Linked DNA regions of Mus musculus: region 1 is linked to region 2. The links are chromatin contacts, found by POLR2A ChIA-PET in ENCODE. All regions are on one chromosome and are shown on one strand. The core of a region is the stretch at or near the end of the contact, and the rest is flanking DNA. Distances in the headings are between cores, read along the strand shown.

The links. ChIA-PET counts read pairs that join two places held with the same protein, here RNA polymerase II (POLR2A).
Region 1: POLR2A ChIA-PET joins it to region 2 with 13 read pairs in embryonic stem cell. The contact joins the promoter of Rnf41 here to the promoter of Atp5b in region 2. POLR2A ChIA-PET finds 5 or more read pairs at or near these places in 2 of 5 experiments (Patski and embryonic stem cell).

What each region holds. Positions count from the first base shown.
Region 1 is chr10:128,409,888-128,414,079 of GRCm38, forward strand. It overlaps Rnf41 (ring finger protein 41), which reads left to right and starts at 1,729. Exons shown (of 7, transcript NM_001164237.1): 1 at 1,729-1,938. It also overlaps a transcript of Nabp2 not described here.
Region 2 is chr10:128,081,204-128,085,752 of GRCm38, forward strand. It overlaps Atp5b (ATP synthase, H+ transporting mitochondrial F1 complex, beta subunit), which reads left to right and starts at 2,104. Exons shown (of 10, transcript NM_016774.3): 1 at 2,104-2,250; 2 at 2,689-2,871; 3 at 3,094-3,268; 4 at 3,888-4,009; 5 at 4,239-4,423. The coding sequence starts at 2,124. It overlaps Snord59a (a small nucleolar RNA gene), which reads left to right and starts at 2,939; the gene lies at 2,939-3,013. It overlaps Mir677 (microRNA 677), which reads left to right and starts at 4,083; the gene lies at 4,083-4,160.

The DNA.
Region 1 (4,192 bases), core at 479-2,978, 330 kb after region 2:
CCTCCCAAAGCGCCCCACCTTCGGCCACCACCCATCCAATCAGGCTCCGAGATTCACTTGCCGCGAAGGGGGCAGTTTTAGGTTTTAAAGGAACCTTGCAGTGTATTAGTTCCGTAGAGGGAAAGATGGATGGACCACCAGGGGGCGCCCCAGATACCAATCCTCCCTTCCTCCCAAAGAATGCACTTTGGGCTCTTAAACATTTCATTTTCTCTTCAACTAGTGTCACAGTGGAAAAAAGGTCCAAGGGCGATGGAATGCAGCAGGAAAACGTTTTAGTTCCAGTCTGTTTCTTTGCTTGTTTTCTCGGCAATTCTTTTTTTTTTTTTTGCGGGGGGCGGAGGGAAGGAGTTTGAGACAGGGTTTCTCTGTGTAGCCCTGGCTGTCCTGGAACTCACTCTGTAGACCAGCCTGGCCTCCAACTTAAAAATCCACCTGCCTCTGCCTCCCAAGTACTGGGATAAAGGCGTGCGCCACCACTGCCCATTTTACACATGAAAATGGAAAGTTAGTTAAAAGCCAGTACCTTGGACATGGCAGGAGCTTACACATCATCTTTAATGTACCGAACGGTTCGGCTCAGGGCTCTGGGACAAGCAGCATTTTCGCCATAGAAAGATAATACGCAGATTCACTCTCCTTTGAAAGACGTTGAACCCGGAACATAAAAAGCAAGCCTCAAGCCAGGTGGACACTGGGGAGGCAAGAGGTAGGCGGATCTCTTGAGTTTAAGGCCAGCCTATCCTACATAGTGAATTCCAGGACAGCCAGGGCAACAAAGAGAAACCCTGACTAGGGGAGAGGGAGGGGAGGGAAGCAAGTTTGACTTGGTTCACAAAGGCACATCCGATTCCTGTTTCCTTATTTTATTGTATCTCAGAGACACCTAGAAGCTTAAGTTTCCTCTGGTACTCGTCATATTGTCTTCAAAGGAAGCAGCTAGCTCTGTATTCTCACGAATAAGCTAGTTACATATGTACTAATGTGAATTGCCCTTTAAAAAAGAGAGTATCTACAACAAATACTATTTGACACCAGATTAGCCTAAGAGGTAATGTAATTGCATTCCTTGTCTTGCTTCCCCGCTTACCTAACACAGAGCGCTTTAAACTCCACCACGACTCTCCTCGGGTTCTCTCCCACCCATTTCCCCTAACCACAGTGTTGCAGCCTTAGGAAATCAAATCCATTAATGTTTCGGGCGGTCTGAGTTTTTGAAGAGCCATCAGGAATACTACAAGAGTGTGTGGCTGGGAGGTGGACGACCCCTGCAGCACCCTAGATCAAAGCTTTGCGGTGAGACACTCCCTCCCTCTCCATCCTGCGGCCTCCTAAGTTAACAGCAGCATCCATCCCCATGACTGTGAGTCACAGGTCGGGAGGCTCCGGGATGCTGACCACAGCTCTGGAAACTGAAGGGCTGGGAGGACAGCAGGCCACGCTGCAGACCAGCTGCCCCGCGGCGACCTCGTCCCAGCGCTGCACCAGGTCTGGCACCCGAGCCGTGCACCACCCAGCACCAAGTAACTCTGCAAGGCGGGACACCCAGGGTCGCCCCGGAGCTTCACACCTGAAGCACATAGAGCCCTCCCTCCCAAAAGGCTACACTGTCCGTCCTAAGAACTTCCGGCCCAGAGCGGAGGCCCAGCTAGCCCCCGCCTCTCATAGGCCGCTCGCAAGGAGCATCCAGGCGCCGCCGAGTTAAATAGAGAGGCGGGGCTTGGTGACGAGCTTCCGCCCCGTTGCGTAGCAGCAGTGGGCGTGGCTAAGGGCTAACCCGAGACAGCGAGGAGTGGTCGGAACCTTCTTCCCCATCCTTACCTTCCCCTTCCCCTACGGGGAAAGGCTGAGACCGGGCACACAGTGTGCTACGCGGCCGCCGTGTCCTCAGCTGCAGCCAGGCCCCGCGTCCGGAGAAACCAGGCTGCGTTCCGGGTGGTGCGTAATGCGCCTGGGCGAGCTTCTAACCCTGGGGGGTTGGGGGGGAGAGGGGGCGAGGTCCCTGTGGATTGGTGCCTGGGTCCGAAGTGCTGGGGGTAGGGAGGAAGGGTGGAGAGGAGGAGGAAAATGGAGGAAGGGAGCTCAGCTGGGAGGAGTCGGGAGGTGAGCTAGCTGGGGGCTCTGGAGCTTTGGAAGATCCTCTGGAGTAGGGAGAGCCTCGGGAAGTGCGGGAGTGGCCTTGGGCCAGCCTGAGGACCCGGGAGGAGCTGATTGCTGGGGCTGAGGGACAACATGGAGTTTAAATGGCAATGATTGACAGGCCTGGAGGCGAAGGGAACGTTCTGGGGGCTAGCCTTGGCAGGGACCGCGGAACCCAAACCTCCGCCCTCCAAGCGCCATAGCTTGGCTTCTTTCCCATGCCTTGTCTTTGGCAGCCTTGTCTTTCTCTTTTATTCCTTCGCCGCTTCTCTCCCCTCCCGCCTCTCCGTGGAGGACTCTTACATTCCTTACATCTTTGACCCTGAATGATTTGCAGCCCCGCTCTCTGATACGCACGATCCATCCACTCGTTTAATACACTGGAAAGCCCACCCCAGTCCAGGAGGCAGGGCATTTGTGGGGTAGAGAGTGAGGGGGGGTGGGAGTAGGGGCAGGAGAAAGACCTGAAAAAGCAGGATGAGGGTGTTTTGGATTGGTACACTAACTTCATTTCATGAAACTTCATTTCAACTGGTAGCAAATGTGATGGTTACCAAGGCCACTGTTCTTGGGAGATTGACCTATGAGAATCTTGGCAGCTACTTCTTATACAGTAGTTTTAACTACTGTAGCAGGATGGGTGGCTACTAGTGTTCCCCCAAGAAAGAGTGGGATTGGATAGTGCCAAGGGAGGGTGAGGGGTGCATTTGTTATGCAGTGTCTTCAGTAAACCTTGTGGCAGGGCCTACTTCCCAGTGATTGAAAAGAAGGAACAAGCATTTTCAAGCATTTCCTCTGGTTCTCACTGTGAGTTTATTTTGCCATTCTGTTGCAACAAGTAATACAGCAGTCTTACACGTGCACTCAGAGTTTATCTCATTTGATTTGCAGGACAATAGGTTAGAAAATGCAAGTGTCATATCTGTTTGACAGTTGGCTACACGGCTTGTTTGAAGCTGTCCTGTCAGTGGATGGCAGAGCTAGGACTGGAATCCAAGCCCACCCTCCTTCCCCCTCTCTCCTGATTCAATGCTTGTCTTACAACTCCTGGTCTGTTTTCCTAAGGGTTAATTTTCCCATTACAGGAGGCTTTTTGGTTTCTGTGTTTGGAATTTCTTGTCCCTAGGAGACCAAGCACAGCCAATATAGTACCTGTTCCTGGAAGCTTTTTTTTTTTTTTTTTTTTTTTCCTGAGGTACAGGTGCATGTGCCAGATGGTTGGGAAATGAAGTGTTGTTCAAAGGAAGGAAGCATTCCTCCTCCCGTGTTATGTGGGGTGGGGAGGAACATCAACTCTCTCCTCTCTGGACCACAGTGAAGAAAAATTCTGGGCTTTACATCTCTCTCATTCACTGAGAAGACACACTGAACTAGGAGCACATGTACCCAATTCAGGAGACCCAGTAGCCTTTGTGTTCTGCATGAAAGATCATCAGGTACTCTCCTAACTTAGCCCTTTCACTATTGATACACACAGGATAACGAGCCGGGGAGTTTAATTAGTCATGCTGTGTCTCATTGACTCCGATTCTCAGGGCCCTGGAATAGCCCTCAGTCCCATCTTTTCAGGCATGAGCCTGGTCAACCTGGTTTTTTTTTGCTTCCTGGTCGACCAAGTTGCCTACCTAGAACAACACTATCTCTGCTTTCTTCCTCCTTCCCAATTGAGAAAAGGTCCTGCCTGGTAGCCTCTCCTGACCGAGTTCACAGTGATCTTCCTGTCTCAGCCTCCTGGGTGTTGGGATTGCAGGCATGAGCTACCGTACCTGCCTTCGTTCTTCCTGTTTATGAGTAAACCCGCTCTCTCAGTCCCCACCCCTTTGTCTTTTTTTAAAGCCTTATCCCTTCAGGGGTGTTTCAGTTTACACCTATAGCGACATTACTGAGTATTCTCTGTGTGAGAAAACATTTCCCTTGTGAGAGTCTGGATGTTTGGGGATCTGAGTACTCCAGGCTTACATCCCTGCCGGGAATGATCTAAAGCCCTGCTTTCTCACTGTCTTCTGACTTTTTCCAGCCCTGGCACTATAGGCATGCTCTCTCAAGTACAGAG
Region 2 (4,549 bases), core at 854-3,353:
CTGGAACTCATTTTGTAGACCAAGCTGGCCTCAAACTCAGAAATCCACCTGCCTCTGCCTCTCAAGTGCTGGGATTACAGGCGTGCACCACCGCTGCCTGGCTATCACCCTGACTCTTTTTGTTTGTTTGTTTGGTTTTCTTTTTGTTTTATACAGGGTTTCTCTGTATAGCCCTGGCTGTCCTGGAACTCACTTTGTAGACCAGGCTGGCCTCGAACTCAGAAATCTGCTAGGATTAAAGGCGTGTGCTACCATGCCTGGCTATCACCCTGATTCTTGATTCATGTTGATTTGTATAAGTCAGTGATTTGCCTGTATTCATTGTTTGCCTGGTGCCTGTGAGGACAGAGGGCACAGGAGTGCTGTGTTTCTAGAGGCCAGGAGATGGTGTTGGATCCCTGGAATTATAGGCAGTTGCCAGCTGCACAATGTGCATACTGGGAACTGAGCTCCAGTCCTCTGTGAGAGCAGTGCATGGTTTTATCCACTGAGACGTCTCACCAGACAGCCTCTTGACTCTCTGCATTACATCCTCCGATCCTCTTATTACCCTTCAGCCCCATATTTCTTTCTTCTACTTGCTAATCATATGCTGACATTCTTTTTGGTTCTTTTCTGTCTGAATTTTATGATTTTTTTTTTTACTTATTGCCACGCAGTGTTATCCAGTAGGCTGGCCTCCAACTCATTGTGTAGCCCAGGATGATTTTAAACTCCTGCCTCCCCCTCTCTAGTGCTGGTGTCACAGAAGTGCAACATCTTGTCCTGCATTGGGCTCTTCCTTACTTAGCAAGGTTATTAGATGTTATCTTAAGAATGGGGAGGCTGAGTCCAAGGCATGCCTGAACCACAGCAAGACTGTTTCAATAACACATGCATGTAATTGCTGAGGAGGATATGGGTGCGTTCCTTTGTTCCCCGCTACAGCCTTTGCCAGCTCTCCACTGTCAGACTGAGAACTTTTTTCATCATCATGCAGAAAAATGGGAAGTACTGGAGGATGCTAGGAAGTAAAAAGGTGCAATACTACAACTTTGTGTATCCTCATAGGAAGACCAAGGGCTTCCCTGTTAGAGCTCCACCCCATCCCCATTGTTGCTGGCAAGGATATCATTGATTCTGTGACTTTCCATCCTAGAGCAACACACACTTCTGGCCAGCCTCCACTTTCATTCAAAAGTCCTTTGAGACCTGGCATCATCTCCCTATAGGGTCGGATTTCGTTTTTTTTTTTTTTTTTTTTTTTTTTGCCTTATCTACAACCAAACCGAAGAAATGTGGTTTCAGGCAAAGGCTCGCTTAGCGTATTCTTCCTTTCTACTTTACTTTACGGATTTCTGCACACACATATCACAGCAAAGGTCTATTACTTCTGACCTTTCATTTTGTGTTTGAGACAGGGTCTCAAGGGGCTTCAGTTGGCTCCTGGAATCTTGAGCCTTCACCTGTCAAGTTCTGGAATTACAGGGTTCTGTCAGTACGTCTGCTTAGGGCAATTCTTTACATAAGTAGGTGACTCTAAATTACCCCTCGAGTGTTATAAATAAATAACCTTGTCTCCTCGATGCAGAACGTCTGTCGAAGGATGGGTCGCTTTAGTTTCTTTCGTTGCACGGATTTATATGATAAAGAGCCTCCAGGTTTCGGACCTGCTGGGCCGCCTGGAAACTTCCACCCTCACTACTGTCGAGGAAACCCCACGTTTTGGAGCCACAGAAGGTTCCTGACTTTCAGGACGCCGCCACTCAACCTTAGCGGCTGTCACCTAACTCAAGGTCCAAGGACAGTCAAAGACGGCCTAGTGCACAGGTTCAACGGAACCCCGCCCCTTTATTTCAACGTAGTTCCGCCAAAAACCTCTCCTACTGACGTTCCCATGGGCCAATTAGGTTTCGAGGCTTAGAGGGCGGCTCCTCCAATTAAAAAAGAGAATTTTCAGATTGGCACCAGTTTAGACCAATAGCTGATAAGCTCCGAGTTTTTTTACCCTATAGAAGCGTTAGTGGTGATGACGAACAGCAAAATCACCCAATTACTGTGCCTACGGCGGAGGTTGCCCCGCCCCAGCTGCAGGACCGGCGGAGAGGACCGCTTCGGCGCTCAGTCTCCACCCGGATTCCGCCATGTTGAGTCTTGTGGGGCGTGTGGCCTCGGCCTCGGCCTCCGGGGCCTTGCGGGGACTCAGCCCTTCGGCGGCTCTGCCACAGGCGCAGCTTCTACTGCGAGCTGCTCCCGCCGGGGTTCATCCTGGTAAGCGCCTTCCTGGAGGAGCTAGTTCGGTTCTTCTCCCCGTGACCTTGAGCTTGGGCCTATCGGATCCGTTCTCCATAAGGATTCCCGGGCAGCGGACTACTGTCCAGCCGAGGAGTGCAAGGACAGTCGCCCGTGGGAGCGTTGATATAACCAGCAGCGTCCCATTTTGTGAGGCTAGAGTGGCCGGCAGCTGCCTCGACCTTGAGGTTTTGAGGGGGATACCAAACTCGAGAATAATGGCGGTTCTGTGCACGAGGTCGGGAAAACAGTGCGGGTGGGTTCCCGATTGCAGCGTGCCCTTCTCCATGCCTCCTCCTATCTTGCAGGAGACTTAGTCTGGGCTCAGCTAACCTTCCCTCGGGGGATAAATCTGGGATTCGGGTGACCTTAAGCTGTCCTAACACCAACGCCTTCCAATACCTTTTTGTCTGCTAGCCAGAGACTATGCGGCGCAGGCGTCTGCGGCCCCGAAGGCAGGCACTGCCACCGGGCGAATCGTGGCAGTCATCGGCGCTGTGGTGGACGTCCAGTTCGATGAGGGATTACCACCCATCCTAAATGCCCTGGAAGTGCAAGGCAGGGACAGCAGACTGGTTTTGGAGGTGGCCCAGCATTTGGGTAAGTAGGACGTTTTAGAGGTGGGAAAGAGCTTGTTAGGCTTAAATAACACGAGATCGTGCCATCTCCATTCTGTGATGACTTTACCAAATGACTTTCGTTCTTCTGAGTTTGCTGAAGCCACACTCAGGTGCTGAGAGGGGAGGCCTGTTTGCTTTTGATCACCCTTCATTACATACTGTTAGGTTTTGGTGCTTATAACGTGTTAATGCTGATTGACAGGGGAGAGCACGGTCAGAACTATTGCTATGGATGGCACTGAAGGCTTGGTTAGAGGCCAGAAAGTACTGGATTCAGGGGCACCAATCAAAATTCCTGTTGGTCCTGAGACCTTGGGCAGAATCATGAATGTCATTGGAGAACCTATTGATGAGAGAGGTCCTATCAAAACCAAACAGTAAGTTTCTCTCACTGCATTTGTGAACATGGGAACCTTTTCTTGCAGTTGTACACATGGGGTAATAACTGGTAGTAAAGCAACATTTTCCTACAGTACTACTTCCATTTCTGTTGTATTCAGTTATTGAAAATGAAGATACAGAAGTTTGGATTGTTGAAAACTTGCTACATAGAACCCCCTGTTACTTTTTTTAAAGCTGTGTTACATTATGGATTCTCTAAAATTTACAGGTTTTTATTTTCTTATTGTTATATAAAGAAACTTTGTTATATTAAGTTCAGTAAAAGGAAAATATCAAAAAAGAGGATTATTTGTTCTTGAGACTTTTTTTTTTTGGTTTTTCGAGACAGGGTTTCTCTGTATAGCCCTGGCTGTCCTGGAGCTCACTCTGTAGACCAGGCTGGCCTCGAACTCAGAAATCTGCCCGCCTCTGCCTCCCAAGTGCTGGGATCAAAGGCGTGCGCCACCACGCCCGGCGAGACAATATTTTTTATTGCAGAGAGATGATGTTCTGTGACAGCTTAACTTGAACAAGATTAGACTTGACTGTTTGTGGTGGCCAGTGGCTTTTGAGCATGGTGCCTGGTTCTGACCCTTTCCTCCCTGAACCTTACAGATTTGCTCCTATTCATGCTGAGGCTCCTGAGTTCATAGAGATGAGTGTTGAGCAGGAGATTCTGGTGACTGGGATAAAGGTTGTGGATCTGCTGGCCCCATACGCCAAGGGTGGGAAAATCGGTACGTTGGTTTTTGGTCCGTGTTTTCCAAATACAGTAAAGCATGGAGACCCTTTTTTCTTTTGAGAGTGCTTGAGCCTTCAGTGATGATTAGCTTCTGACTTTCGTTCTTCTGAATTTGCTGAAGCCAGATGCCGTTCCTGAGAAGGGGAAAATGGACAGAACTGAACATTTTTGAAGGCTGTTTAATTTGGGAATGCAGAGATCTGAAATATTTCTTCTTAAACTAGGACTCTTTGGAGGTGCTGGCGTTGGAAAGACAGTACTGATCATGGAGCTAATCAACAATGTCGCCAAAGCCCATGGTGGTTACTCTGTATTTGCTGGTGTTGGTGAGAGGACCCGTGAGGGCAATGATTTATACCATGAAATGATTGAATCTGGTGTTATCAATCTAAAAGATGCCACTTCCAAGGTGAGCTCCATTCAGAAAACTAATGTGTTATGTTTGATGTGATGAGCCCCGGGTTCTGTAAACAAAATAGTTGTCTTCCCACCACCATTTTCCAGAATACCAGTGTACACTTCTCTGGTGTGAGAT